3 separate regions of the Homo sapiens genome follow, and regions 2 and 3 are each linked to region 1. The links are chromatin contacts, found by Hi-C in ENCODE. All regions are on one chromosome and are shown on one strand. Each heading gives the region's core, a stretch centred on a gene start or an enhancer-like site at or near the end of the contact. The rest is flanking DNA. Distances are from core to core; before and after follow the strand shown. Region 1 holds the start of NDUFAF4 (NADH:ubiquinone oxidoreductase complex assembly factor 4). Region 2 holds the start of USP45 (ubiquitin specific peptidase 45). Region 3 holds the start of COQ3 (coenzyme Q3, methyltransferase).

Evidence for each region. A loop is a pair of places that touch in the nucleus more often than their neighbours do. Pooled maps may share reads with other maps.
Region 2: a loop to region 1 is called in a pooled map, with 7 times the contacts of the local background. The contact joins the promoter of USP45 here to the promoter of NDUFAF4 in region 1. A Hi-C loop is called at or near these places in 7 of 50 pooled maps.
Region 3: a pooled map shows a loop between it and region 1 (4-fold over the local background). The contact joins the promoter of COQ3 here to the promoter of NDUFAF4 in region 1. A Hi-C loop is called at or near these places in 5 of 50 pooled maps.

Annotation. Positions count from the first base shown.
Region 1 is chr6:96,895,420-96,900,416 of GRCh38, forward strand. It overlaps NDUFAF4 (NADH:ubiquinone oxidoreductase complex assembly factor 4), which reads right to left and starts at 2,472. Exons shown (of 3, transcript NM_014165.4): 1 at 2,247-2,472; 2 at 1,325-1,428. The coding sequence starts at 2,382. It also overlaps a transcript of KLHL32 not described here. RefSeq lists an enhancer at 2,295-2,394.
Region 2 is chr6:99,513,088-99,518,084 of GRCh38, forward strand. It overlaps USP45 (ubiquitin specific peptidase 45), which reads right to left and starts at 2,336. Exons shown (of 18, transcript NM_001346022.3): 1 at 2,305-2,336. RefSeq lists enhancers at 1,344-2,251, 2,252-3,157 and silencers at 2,074-2,173, 2,224-2,593, 2,904-3,123.
Region 3 is chr6:99,391,847-99,396,843 of GRCh38, forward strand. COQ3 (coenzyme Q3, methyltransferase) reads right to left here and starts at 2,349. Exons shown (of 7, transcript NM_017421.4): 1 at 2,228-2,349. The coding sequence starts at 2,333. RefSeq lists an enhancer at 1,605-2,244.

The DNA.
Region 1 (4,997 bases), core at 1,222-3,721:
AAAAAAAGGGACACAGAACATAAACAAAAGGCAATTCCAGTTTTCATTATCACTCTCCCTAAGGAATCTAGACTTTTCCTAATGTCCCCATGAAATTTTAATATCACTATATACGTATCTCTTTACGCATTATATGTATAACTGAGTCTTATACATACAAAGCATTAATTTTTTTTTGCTCCCAAGAGTGAATTTTCAGATGCATAATTAAGTAACATGAGAGAAAGAATACTTGGGGAGTATTACTCAACACCTATTTTAAAATGACGTAAGAACACAGACATTAACCCTATACTTTTTTCATGTGAGCATGTGGTGATAACTGAACCCTACAATTACTATGTGCAGCGATTAACAAATCTTGTTTTATTTCTCCTCTGTAGTGAAAATTATATTAATAATTCTATCTGTGCAAATATCCAGAGAGAGAGGGACAGTACCAGAATATTTTAGAATGAAAAAAAAAATCTGGAAGTTGTTGGCACTTCCTTGGCCTTTAATCAAACTTTACCCCTAACTAGAATCTTCCTGCCCCCAAAAACTCATCTGGTTAACTCCAACTGATCCCTCCTCAGGCCTGAACATAACTATCACTTCCTCAGAAACCATCCTTGATCCTCCCATTTCAAAGAGGTCCCTCCAATATACTCAGCAGTGCACGTACTTTTCCCATAATTATGGTCACATTGTTGCTCATTTGTTTAATGGCTGTGTCCTTCACAACATCATAGGCCCTGTGAAAATAAGGACTAGTTTTGTTCATCACTATATACAAAGCACTTGTGCCCAGGACTTACATAATACAGAATATGGATTTACACATAGGTTCCCATTCCTAATGTATTCTTTGATCCTTCTAATTTTAAATATCCTATCTGAATACATCCTTAAAAAAACAAACAGGAACACCCCACAAAATCCAACAACACCACTTACTAAAGGAGTCTCTGAGATTAGAACATACCTCAATCCACAGAAGAATGAGAAAATAATATTAAAGCTCTGCTTTTGTCACTCAAATGACAACCACTGGAAGTAATGCCTTACCAAATCCTACAAATTCTGAAATACTATGAAATAATTCACACAGTTGCTTGTATCAATACTTCCACAAGTTATTTTAGAATTCTGGTAAATATCCAGTGAACCAAGGCATAAGTGTCTTGCTGTCTTACACCAGTGTGCTTAAACTTTGCCAAGGCGTGTAGATTGATCACAACACACACTTGCAGAGCACTCTTTTTACTACTTGCCACACTTAATCATTTTCCTGAAGCCCCAAAATAAGTAAATTGTGTATTCACTTAATTAAACACACATTTACCTGCAAGGAAGACACAGGATCTTTGGAATCAACATACACATCTTTTAGAAACGACAGCAGCTTTTCATCTTTACGAGCAATCTCTCCTTTAACTTCTGGATAGACTAAGGAAAGGAAAAAAGTCACAATATTAAAATCAAGGAAAATTTCCTGTAATATCCTAAACGCTTAACACAAACGCTTTCTTTTATTTTCTTTTTTGAGTCGGAGTCTCGCTCTGTTGCCCAGACTGGAGTGCAGTCGCGCGATCTCGGCTCCCTGCAACCTCCGCCTCCCGGGTTCGAGAGATTCTCCCACCTCAGCCTCCCGACAAGCTGAGGCTACAGGCGCGCCACCACGCCCGGCTAATTTTTGCATTGTTTGTAGAGACGGGGTTTAGCCATGTTGGCCAGGCTGGTCTCGAACTCCTGACCTCAGGTGATCTGCCCGCCTCGGCCTCCCAAAGTGCTGAGATTACAGGCTTGAGCTACCGCGCCCGGCCTAACCACTTTAATTTTTTTAAAAAATAAACATAATCATTTGGACTGTTAGGAAAATACTTTAGATGGAAATCAAAATTCCAGGTCAGGCTCTGCGTCCATCGTCCAGTGAAGACCCCTAGAGAAAGCTCTGTGACCCTCTCGGATTTTGATTCCCTGTATCAAGTCCGTGACAGCAGCCGGCGAGGGCCTGGTTAGCGGGAGCACTGGCTGCTGCCTCTGGGTCTCGGAAGTAGGCGGGGCCGCCGACCTCACCGCGGGCGCGGAGGACAGTCTCAATGTCACCGGCCTGGCGGCTCCCCCTTCCAACGCTCCGCCAACCCGAGCGGCTGCGGCCGAGCAGGCTGACGCCGATCCCTCGGCCTCCGGACCCACGCTAGGGACAGCCGGGCAGCACAGGGACTCCGCGCCCCCGGGCCCCGAAACGCCCTCGCACCACTCACGACTAATCTGCTCTCGCAGGAGGCTGTTGGTAGAGGGGTGTCTGGGAGCGACAGAGGGCTTCATCTTGCTGATTTCCCGTTCCGCTCGGTTCTCTAGGTTGAAATTCCTGATACCGCGAATCACTAGTGCTCCCATCTCCTCATAACATTATGCGCTCAGGTTCAGGCCGCACGTGGGAACACCGGCGCAGGACAACTCCGGGACACCCGGAGCATGCGCACAAGTGAGGGGAAGCCCCGCCGCGGGCGCTTAAATGCGTGCCCGTCGCCCCCTAGCGCTCGGGAGGCCACACACCGCTTCTCTGCCCAGGGCATTTAAAAGGGAGCCCCTCCCTTCGGGGCGAGTGACGGCTCCCACGAGGGCCGCTTCCGGCGGGAGGTGGCGGGGCTTAAGTCCCCAGACCCACGGTTGCTTTTAACGCTGGAACTCCGAGGGAGTCACCCGGGAAGCTCTGTAAAGTTCTGTGCCGGGCCCTACCCCAGACTTTCTGATTTAATTCTTGTGGAGTGAGGCCCAGCATTGGATAAGACTCCACGTGATTCCAAAGTTTCAGTGAAGAGCTGAAAATCAAAGTCGTAAGGAAGTTGACCTTGAAGTTGTTTCACAGGGCAATGCCACCAAAGAGTTAGCCGATAAAAATGGAACTTACTGAACCAGGGTCAAACTGGGCTCTCAAGTTGCCCTTTCCTGCTTTTGTGAAAGGAAAATAATGAAAGGATGTTCCCTTTCGATGAGTATTTGTTCTCAGCCGCTCTCATTTAAATGCCTCTTATTTTCCTGTCCCCCCGCCTGATGCATTTTCAAGCCACTGTATTCTTTTTCCATTATTTTTTACATCCCGTTCTCATTTGACCTAATGGTATCGATTTTAGTTATACTTTCCCTTATCTTATTTTTGCTACTAATTTACTTCTCCATGCTACTAAATGCTGAGTCATTCCCTCTCCTATTTCTCTTCTCTCTTGCCTTCTTCATTCTTTTTAAGCCTCTGTGTAATTTAATGAAAGGAACAGACAATAAGACGTCAGAAAAAAAAAACAAACAAACAAAAAAACGAGTGTTACATTCACCTTCTCCGTCTCTCTCCATTTCCTGAATGGGTTACTGTAGTGCTGCTTTTATTTAAGACCCTTTAGAAATATTGTTATTAATCTAAAATAAAACCCACCAGGAAGGAAGCAGTAGGAAGGAAGTTACAGTATTTCTCTTACTGTGGCTGCAAAATCTATTTTTAGTGTTCTGATCTCTGCTTAGCAAAATGAAGTAGAGTGGATGTTTTTAACCAGCTTAAAGTAAGAAAATATTGATGTAAAGATAATCGAATAGAATAATAATAATAAAACAAGAATCAAAGAACCAAAATGAAGAAAGGGAAAGTTTTTTAAAAAGAAAACTAATGTAATCATTAAGTATAATGCTTAATCAGAGCAAAAGCACTGCAAGGAAGACGGCTTCAGCCACTCTAATTTAAATGCCCTTTATTTAATTATACTGAACATTTTTACAGGGATTGGTATTTGGAATTTATAGAAGCTGAAATCAGTGATCTCAGATAGCATTAACTGGGAAGTTATCCTGAAGGTGGCAGGCTGCTCCAAGATTTCTATCTTTGATACTTTTAAGCATGCTTGTGATTCAGGGCTTTTTAGGCACGGTATTTCTATTTCTATGGGTGCTAAGAAATTTTAATCTGCCTCATTATGTCTATGTGCTTTAATCATGGTAGCAATTCGACTCACTGCCTGTTAAAATATTTTAAAAGTGAAAATCTCATTTTCATAGAAATTCCACCGAACTTCGGGCAGTATGAAAAAGTAATGTTAGAAGTGACTGTCAGGACAGTAGGGATTACAATATGAAATAATTATTTGAATTCACACATTCCAATAGAGCTTGGATTCAACATTGAAAGAGCTTCCAGCATGTGTCAGCTGCTTTGCCTGATCCTGGCCCAGTGCTGCTCAGGCCCTCAAATTGCAAAACAGAAGGCAGATGCACTCCATCAGAAACTCACAATTGGCTGTCACCCTTTGGGAATCATGGAAATAAAACCTGAACCATAAATGCATAATTCCAGCTCTTCTTGTCAAAACATATAAATTAACAGGAACTCTGAACTTAAGAACTCCTGTTGGGCTTATGTTAAGGATTGAAGTCAGATCCCCAAGGAAAGTATAACTAGGATGCTGCTTAGAATGAAGCTTCCATCTGAGTGGAGTATTATGATGCATGTGTATGGCTGAATATCTTAAGATACTAATAAACCCAGGGTCTTGACAACACACTAGAATGTAAATTCTGAGGACAGAACTTTGTCTGTTTTGTTCACTGTTCAACACATTGAACAGCTAGTACACAGTAGGTACTAAACAATTATCAAATAAAGGTCAAATGAACTGAAAGACAAGTAGGATCCCTGAGCTGGAGTCCAGACCCCAGACAAGTTCTCTCTGCCTGAACACTAGCCCTGCTTCCAGAAGTGAGTCCTTATGCAAGTAACTTAATGTGGTTGAACACACTTTGCTCATCTTAAAATTGGGATAATAGTAATCACCTAAGGGGTTTTACACAGATTAAAAATATGTGTCTAGTACAATGCCCAGCTCAGAATCTGATGTTCAATATTTGCATTGTTTTTCATTTTTCAGAGGAGAAGGGAGCAGTTTTAAAAAGGACACATATTCTGAAGCTCTGGTGAATAGGTGAATGAAAGTGATAAAAAAATTTGAGATTACGGTAAGACTCATGTT
Region 2 (4,997 bases), core at 1,086-3,585, 2.6 Mb after region 1:
TGCCCATGTACAAAGAGTGCAGCATTACATGTACCCAAAAATAGGTGAACCGGAATACTTGTGCAGAGCCTTAAGGACTACATCACCTCTCTCGCAGAACCCAATCCTAGATGAACCCAATTAACCATTTTCTCCATGTCGGGAGAAAGTCTCTTAAGAAAGCAGACTAGGTCCATTATTATTCACTTCACCTTCTGGTCAACTTACATACTATCCACAGAGCCATTTCAAATCTTCTTCACTTTCCTCAAACCTCTAACCCCTCCAACTCCCAACTAACTTACCAAAAACTGATCTAGTCTTTTATAAGGGAAAAGAGACATAAGCAGACGGCAAATTTGATCTTTCTAACCCCAAATTTGCAAACCTACCTCCATCAATTTAAATTTGATGTCCTGAAAAGAGATAGGTATAACTAATAAAGTACAGGGAAAATGGCCTATGAGAAACTGATTATATTTTCTCGCTGTGGTACAGATAAGCTCTTGATAAAGATGAGCATTAACACAGATAATGCTAGCAAAATAATAAACAAAACCAGGCATTTGACCTACATACTGTAAGCAACCTGTGCCTTTTTTCAAAAACACTGACTCAAAATTAACTTGGTAATGTAGAGGCAATTTCTGATGATTTTTCTGCCATATGTAATGTCTAAACAGACAGAATCATTTGGTACAGTAACCCAGAATTCGGCAATTATTTATCTGTAGTTTTCCAATTTCCATTTGAGGCAAAAGGGCAAAATTAAAAGTCCAATTATTAGAGCTTCCAATACTTTTTATCATCAAAATTGTGTCTGGGCACTGGAGACTGGGAAGGATGGGAGTGGGGTGAGGAATGAGAAATTGCTTAATGGACACAATGTACATTATTCAGGTGATGGTTACACTAAAAGCCCAGTACCACTAGGAAATATATCCTCGTAAAAAAACGGCACTTATATCCCTTACCTTTATACAAATTTACAAAACTGTGGCTGAGGATCTCCGTGATCTCCCCCACATTTAGAGCTTTGATAGGATGCACGGGACTCAACATATAGTTGAATTCATGGCTGACATTTATTACACAATGCAGTATGGATATAAAGGCTCATCATAATAGAAAAAGACACAAGCGGAGTCTGGAGGAATCACGTGTAGGCTCCTTATGCGGTCTCCCTCCCAAGAGGGGTCAAACAAAACACATCCTTCCTCCATCAGTGAAAATGCAGCAGTTTCCGCGCAGGGAAGCCCATTAAAGACTTGGTGTCCCGGATTTTTACAGAAGCTGGTAATTTCGGCATAAAACATACTGTTCAGCACAAACCCAAAAATCTAAGTTCCCAGATGCCAAACAAGCACCAACATTGCAAGCAGTCCTTTCTAAGGATAGCAGTCTTAAGGCCTGCTATGTTAACTCTTTTTAGCACAAATATGTTCTGGCCATTTTTCTCATGCGGTTTTCCAAACAATAAACTTTACAGTTTTCAAGTCACCATCACTTAACACTTGTCTTTTCTCTAAAGTAGGATGTGCAACTAAGTTGTTTAGAAAGCTTTGTTTTTAAACAGGCTATGCAAAAAGCCCATATCCTTAAGAAAAAAAAATCCTTTTTTCCTACTCTTGGGCAATTATTTATGGGGGTTGGAAAGAGAAGAAAAGGTCACTATCTCCTTTTATATACCAAGCTCAAAAAGATGAGCAGCACTTATGGTTTTGCTGTGTATCACGCTCAGTTCTAAGCACTTCACAAATATTAACCCACGCAACCCTCACAACCACCTTAGGAGATAAGTTGCTATTATTTTCCGCATTTTACACTTGAAACTGAGAAAGAGAAGTGAAGTGACTTGCAGAGGTCCCAAAGCCAGTAAGCGGTGGATGGAGATGCGGACCCAAGCAGTCCGGCCCCGGAGCTCCTAATACACGACGCTTCCAGAAAAGTCATTAGACAGGCTTCCTCCGGTCACCAACACACACACACCCCGAGGATGTGAAGAGAAATGCGCCGCGATGAGGCGGACGGAAAGGTGTGGGGCCGCCGCGCGCCCAGGTCACCAGGGGACTCGGGCCCCTCCCAGGCCAGCCCCGACGCCCAGGGCTTCTCCCGCAGCCGCATGGACCCGGAGCCGGCAGAGCGGCGCTCACACGGCCCTCGGTGACCGCCCGGCGCCCCCAGGGATCAGGAAGCCGAGTGGGGTGGGGAGCCTCTCTTCCAGCCTCGCCCACCCACAAGGGGGTCAAGGTCGCCGAAGCGAAGACCGAGAAACTGCGGCGACCATACCGCCGCTGCGACCAAAGCGCCGCGTTCTCAACTCACCCCGCCGGGCCGGGCCGCAGCGTCTACAACCTGGGGAGACTGCGCCTGCGCGCTCGTCCCGCTCCCGGCAGAGGTGGGGCCTCGTTCGCCCGCCCCCAGCCAGGACCGGGAGGGTTCCAGGCGGCGCGCCCGGGGCCCGGGAGCGCGGGGAGGGGTGAAAGGGCGGGGCCGGCTTGCGTGGCGCCTGCGTTCTGCGTGTCCGCAGAGCCCGGAGAGTCCCTGATAATCTAAGACTCATAGCCACCGACTAGCAATTTGTTAGGATCCTGGGCCAGCGTGCGCACCTCGGATGTTGCAGGAGTCCGGCTTAAGTCCCACTTGTTGCTGGGCACCTTCTGAAACAGCCTCCGATTTCCCTCCGTTACCCTCCTCTGAACTCTTTTTTTTTTTTTTTTTTTTTTGAGACGGAGTCTCGCTCTGTCGCCCAGGCTGCAGTGCAATGGCAAGATCTCGGCTCACTGCAACCTCCGCCTACCGGGTTCACGCCATTCTACTGCCTTAGCCTCCCGAGTAGCTGGGACTACAGGCGCCCGCCATCACGCCCGGCTAATTTTTTGTATTTTGTTTAGTAGAGACGGGGTTTCACCGTGTTAGCCAGGATGGTCTCGATCTCCTGACCTTGTGATCCGCCCGCCCCGGCCTCCCAAAGTGCTGGGATCACAGGCTTGAGCCACCGCGCCCGGCTCCGCCCCCACACCCCCGCCGCCCCCTGAACTCTTAAAGTCACATCTAACATTCGTCATATATTATTGTGGTTTTTCCCCCATTGCTGTTGTCTTACCTATCCTTCTCTCTTCCTAGCTAGATAGTACATTTCTTGAAATACACCTATACCTCCTCAAAGCCCGGTTATCTGTTGAAGTGGCCAGCACATTGCATGTTTAGTAAAAGTAGTTGGTTTGAAAATATTTTGTTTCAATCATGGATATTGCAAATGCCAACACTGGTTATGGATAGGTTCTAAAAGTCTCCTGATCTTTCACAACTCTTCAGCCAAGGGACAAATGTGGCTTTAAGGATAAGAGCATTGGCGTAGAAATCAGAAGATACGAGAGTTAAAATTGCAAACACTAAATTTTTCTTTAAAAACTCTTCTAACAGTATTTACATGTGGAGAACTTGGCAAAGAAGGTTGATATTTGCTTATATCGTACTTAACAAGGACCATTCATTTAACAAACATAATTGAGCACAGATATGCCAGTTGCTGTTACAGGTATAGAGGTACACTATCATTTTGGGGTTAGGATAATTTTTTTCCCTAGGGAAAAAGAAAATATTCCTCAAATAAGAAGAGGTCATGTGGTGTAATTTTGAAGGCAAAATTGTCTACTTCATAAATCAAAAGCTTTCATGTATTTTAACTTTGGATTTGACCTAGAACTTGGAAGAACAAGAACAAGCAAACTTGAGCAAATCTAAATAATTTGCATCTTAATTGTGTCACTGTAAAAGAGATTTTAAAAAATATATGTGGAAACCCAGTTTATGATTGATTTTTTAAAAGGGATTGAATTAGATTATGGAAATTTAGGTTCTTTTCTTCATAAGAAAAAAATTAGAAATTATCAAATACCATACAATACTTAAATTTTCTTGGAAACGACAAAATTCAAAGCTATCTTGATTTCCACTAGATAGACCCTTAGCATAACCAAAATCTCCAGAGATTTCATTCTTTGTTTCAAAACTTGGCATAAATTAAGGAAAATTCTCTAACACTATTTTATTTTATTTCTGATGTTCCTCATTTACCTTTTCACTTAATTGAATGTAAAATTTACTACTTGATGGATTATTCAAAGAAAGGAAATTATTTTTAAATATTACTCAGTAAGTATGTTTTAGTGCTATTACAATGACATTATAACAAAACATCAAATAAAAATATAGATTACCTTAAGATTACCTAACCATGTATTTTCCAAATAATGCTAAATATCTTAAATTTACCATCATGTTCTGTTTGGAAATATGGGGAATCTTTGTTAAGCTGTAGGCTATATATATTCCTCTTATATTTCTATCAAGTGTATTTTTTTCCTTTTTTTGTTTTTTTTTGAGACGGATTCTCTCTCTGTTGTCCAGGCTGGAGTGCAGTGGCATGGTCTCAGTTCACTGCAACCTCTGCCTCCTGGGTTCAAGCAATTCTCCTGCCTCAGCCTCCCTAGTAGCTGGGATTATAGGCACTTGCCACCACACATAGCTAATTTTTTTTTTTTTTTTGTATTTTAGTAGACAAGGTTTCACCATGTTGGCCAGGCTGGTCTTGAACTCCTGACCTCAAGCAATCCATCTGCCTTGGCCTCCCGAAGTTCTGGGATTAAAGGTGTGAGCCACCGAGCCCAGCTCCTTTTTATCAAACACCAAATTGAACCAGATATCAAGTATATATTTTTAAGATACACTCTTTATTTTAAAAGTAATACCTGCTGGTTTCTCATCTTCCCCTCCTTCCCACACTCCCATTTCCTCTTCTCTGCTTGCTGTTTTCTGATATATAGTTTTAGGCACTGTCTTTGTGCGTACACCAGGCATTTGTACCATGTTTTTATATGACTACCTTTATGCTAAAAGATAACACAGCTTAGATTACAGTCTACATTCTCTTCTATGACTTGAATTTTTCACTTCACAGTATATGTCAGACATATTTTCATATTAACCTATTTTTTTTTTTTTTTTTTTGAGAC
Region 3 (4,997 bases), core at 1,099-3,598, 2.5 Mb after region 1:
AAATTAGCCATGCATTGTGGTGCCTGCCTGTAGTCCCAGCTACTTGGGAGGCTGAGGTGGGAGGACCAATTGAGCCAGGGAGGCCAAGGCTGCCGTGAACTGTGGTCATGCCACTGCACTCTAACCTGGGATACAGAGCAAGACCTTTTCTCAAAAAAAAAAATTAATTAATCTAAAAAGTAAAAATAAAAACCACTCTACCACCTTACCACAACGGAAAGAGAGTAATTGAGTTTGTATTTAAACAGAATGCTACCAATTCCTTCTCTACCTTGAATCTGTGATCATCCTGGTATTTGAAATTTTAAAGGAATGGGAAAAGGTTTTTTTCATTTTATTTATTGAAAAGTCATTTATTCAGCACCTACCAGGCACCATGCTGATGGTGAATAAAACAGGTGACAGACTTTTACCCTACCAATACTTTATTTCCAGCAATGATAATTTACTGTCTGGATTGCTCTAAGGTCTTCCTGGGCCTAGACTTGCCTGACTCCATCCCACATTCTATGTAGACAGCTGCCAAGTGTTATTTCTTAAACATAAATCTGTTCATGTTGCTTCTTCAGTGATTTCCACTGTCCGCGGGATAGTCTACCTCAGGAGGTGTAAATGGCCTTTCATGAATGTGTCATGGCCAAAAAGGCCTCTTCCTCATCCCTTGCCACCCCCTGCCTTTACCTTCTGCCCTCCACCTACACACTTTACTTTTCAAGGAACCTTGCAGTTTCTCACAAACTTTCTCACAGATTCTCGAGCTGGTCCTTTCCCCTCTCCAACTGCTTTTTTTTTTTTTTGAGACAGAGTCTCACTCTGTTGCTCAGGCTGGAGTGCAATGGTGTGATCTTGGCTTACTGCAACCTCTGCCTCCCAGGTTCAAGCGATTCTCCTGCCTCAGCCTCCCGAGTAGCTGGGATTACAGGCGCCTGCCGCCACGCCCAGCTAATTTTGTATTTTTAGTAGATAGGGTTTCACCATGTTGGCCAGGCTGGTCTCGAACACTTGACCTCAAGTGAGCTGCCTGTCTCGACCAACTGCTTCTAAAACTGGCCACCTCCTTCAAGATTTCTCTAAATATCCCATTCAAGAAGTTTCCTTGATCCCAAATATGGATTAAATGCTCCTTCTATGTTCACCCCTCAAAAATTGGAACTAGGTTTATTATATCTTTTCTAAATTTTTGATTATAAAAGACACATGTTTACTAAAAAAAGTTCAGAAAAAGAAAAGTATATAAAGGATAAAATGATAGAAAATCACCTACTCTACCACAGGCAATCACTGCAAAATTTCTCTATATATCTCCACCTGTAACTCCAAGTTCACTATACATACTGATTTGTAACTTTTTTTTTTTTTTGGCTCCTTCCAGGAAACAATGAAACTTTACTTTCTTAACACTATATCTTACTACTTTTCCATGTGGGTACAAATAGATTTAAATCATTTTTATTGGCTGTACTATTTTTCACTGTATGATAGTACCAACTAATAACCTTTATTAATGGGCGGTTAGATTCCCCATTTTTTTGTTCATTATATCCTGATCTTAGGTTTATCCTAACATTTTTAAAGAGATCCTTGCGGTGTCATTCATTTTTAAATTCCCAGTGCTCATACCAGTGTCTGGCATACAGTATTTGTTAAGAGTTCCATGTGAAAGATGAGCTTAAGTTTCTACTTAATACTGAGAGTTCGAAAATCAGACTGCTGTCTACAAGCACTGAGCAGTGCATTATTTTCTTGATCTCATTTGCAAATGCAGTCTGTTGGATTAACCTATTAATCAAAAAGTAATACAGCTGCCTTAAATTCTTTCTGAAAAAAACAGCAAGCTTTGTGCAAACAAAACACAGATACAAAGCTATGCATAACTACGAGGCGTGAGTTATTCCTGCCCCGGCAAAGGAAAGATGCATGACCTTCAGACTGCAGCACACGCAGAGCGGGTCGCCGGCTCCTGGGGCAAGGAGCTCAGCCACAAGAGACCCGCGGCCTGCGCTTTTCCAGACAGGACCACTGGTCCTGAGCTCTTTTCCCCGGCGTCCGCCAACGGGACTATGCGAGGTTTACAATGGAGAGAGATGGGGCCAGGACCAAGCCTTAGGTTTCGCGCTGACCCCTCGCGAGGTCCAGAGACAACCCACCGCCCCACCCCCGGCGCATGCGCAGAGACGCCAGCGCTCGCAATTGACTGCATGCGAAGGACCTCCGCACACACACTCACCCGCCGAGGAAATTAAGGGACGCGCAGCTTTTGTATTACAGCCTCCAGGCCCCAGCACTCTTAAAAACCAACCCCCGGAGGAGCCCAGCTTACGGCCACTCCACATCGCGACAAACGATCCCACCTCTTTTCCGGTCCCTCCCGAAAAAAGATCCCCAACATAAAGGTTCCGAGATCACTTTCGCCGTCTGCAGCCGACTTTTTTTTTTTTTTTTTTTTTTAGCAGAGTCTGTTCTGTTGCCCAGGCTGGAGTACAGTCCCCATCTCGGATTCTGGGATCACTGCAATCTCCGCCGCCCGGGTTCAAGCGATTCTCCATGTTGGCTGGTCTCGAACTCCTGACCTCAGGTTATCCGCCCGCCTTGGCCTCCCAAAGGGCTGGGATTACAGGCGTGAGCCACCGCGCCCGGCCTGCAGCCGACTTTCATGATTGTATTGTTGAGTGTTATGTATGTATGGCTATACTTTCACGCTCATTTAGCAAATTGCACATGGAATTAAACTGCAAGATGTTTTTACTATCATAAACAACTTTGAAGATACTTTATTGCTATAGGACACCTCAAACCTCATGTTCGAAGTTGACCTCAATCAGGCCATTACTTCGTGCTGTGTCTTCTTTTATTGCCATGTAGCTCTATTTCACACTTAACAGATGTCTCTTCAAGGACTTTTATATTCCTGTAAGACATTGACCCTACTGCTAAGAATGCAAGAGTATGGGAGCACTTCTTCCTCAAGGGAAGAATTGTTTCCCCTTTCAAGGCACTCAAATATCAGATGGCCAGAAGGCCAAATGTAAAACTTATTTTCTGCAAATGACTATTATCTTGTACAGGGTATATACATCATGTAGTAGGAGGCTTCTGTGGCTCAGTCTAGGCAAACTTCATTTAGAGCTAGGAACAGTGATCAGTAACATTTTACGTCTAAATGCACAAAGTCTTTCTTTGGGTAAGAACAATGACGAATCTCCAACATTGAAGACAAAAAATTATTCTGTATTTTCAACAGGTAGGGTCAAATTGGTAAAGGGTTCTTTCAGTTAGCGAAATTTACCGCTCAGGAATCTTTTTTTTTCTTTTTTTTTTGAGACAGCCTCACTCGGTTGCTCAGGCTGGAGTGCAGTGGTAGGATCTCAGCTCATTGCAACCTCCGTCCCCCAGGCTCGGGTGATTCTTCGTGCCTCAGCCTCGTAAGTAGCTGGGATTACAGGTGTATGCTGCCATTCCCGGCTTAATTTTTGTATTTTCAGTCAGGGTTTCACCATGTTGGCCAGGCTGGTCTCAAGCTCCTGACCTCAGGTGATCTGCCTGCCTCAGCCTCCCAAAGTGCTGGGATTACAGGTGGGAGCCACCTCACCCAGACAGCAATAGTCTTTCATTCATGGTTCTTAGCTAAAATATTGACCTCCTCCTAAGGGTGGTCGCACTTTTCAGTTGCTATGTCCTCTTCAGAGCTCCTCTACCCTTAGATACATGATCCTCTCTCCACATGAAGGCAGAAAGCTCTGCACAAAAGAAAATGTAGCACGTCTTGTATTTATTGGAGTGACACATCCAAGGAAAAAGCAAAGTGCAAGCACAATTAAATAAAGTTCTAGGAGCTTTATATGTACTTTCTTTGAAGGTACCACACTTCACTGGGCTTCAGAGCCTTTCCACTACATTTTAACAAGAAGGGGAATCAATGATTTGCTTTATGCTGACAAGTATGTCTTTTGAACACCCAGAACAGGTCTGGCCCAAATAAGCAAAACTAGCTCATAGTATTTCTCGCTACAAACATCAACAAAGGGCTTTCCCAATGACCCTTAAGCCTAAGTGGTATTGGAAAGTTGTAATGGCTGTAATGCAGTATATGGCCATTGTTGGAGATATTTCCCCAGACTATTATTGTTATGGTCTCACCCGTAAGTCTGCGTATTTATTTTGCTCTAAAACTCTTAATGTCTGTTTTGTAATTCAACTTTATAAACATTTTTTTTTTCATCCAAGGGTAAAGTGCTCCCTTGTAGCTTTGAAATGATATACAGCTGGGCGTGGAGGCTGACACCTGTAATCCCAGCACCTTGGGAGGCTGAGGTGGGCGGATCACCTGAGGTCAGGAGTTCAAGACCAGCCTGGCCAACATGGTGAAACCCCATCTCTACTACAAAAAGTACAAAAACTAGCTGAGAGTGGTGATGGAATCCTGTAATCCCAGCTACTTGGGAGGTTGAGGCAGGAGAATCGCTTGAACAAGAGAGGTGGAGGTTGCAGTAAGCTGAGATCACGCCATTGCACTCTAGCCTGGGCAACAGAGCAAGACTGTGTCTCAAAAAAAAAAAAAAAAAAGAGATATACCACTACATCCACTCAGTTTAACTGGTAAGTTTTCACATTTACTTAAAAATTTTACATAAATTGGTAACTCAGAATAATTCTATCATAACTTCTACCAAAATCAGAATGTGGCAGATTTAACCAAGGTATCTTTAAAGGAACTCTATAGGTATCTGATAAACCTTTATGATATAAATATAACCCATGTGTGCTTTTTGAAGAGCTAAAGCCCATTTTCTCTTTTAAATTTTACACAACAAAATTCCACTTAAAACTGAAAAACTTAACAGCTAGATGTGTTTAGAACTAATCTAATTTGGCCAGGTGCGGTGGCATACACTTGCAATCCCAGCATGTTGGGAGGCCGAGGCAGGCGGATCACGAGGTCAAGACCATCCTGGCCAACATGAAACCCTGTCTCTATTAAAAATACGAAAATTAGCTGG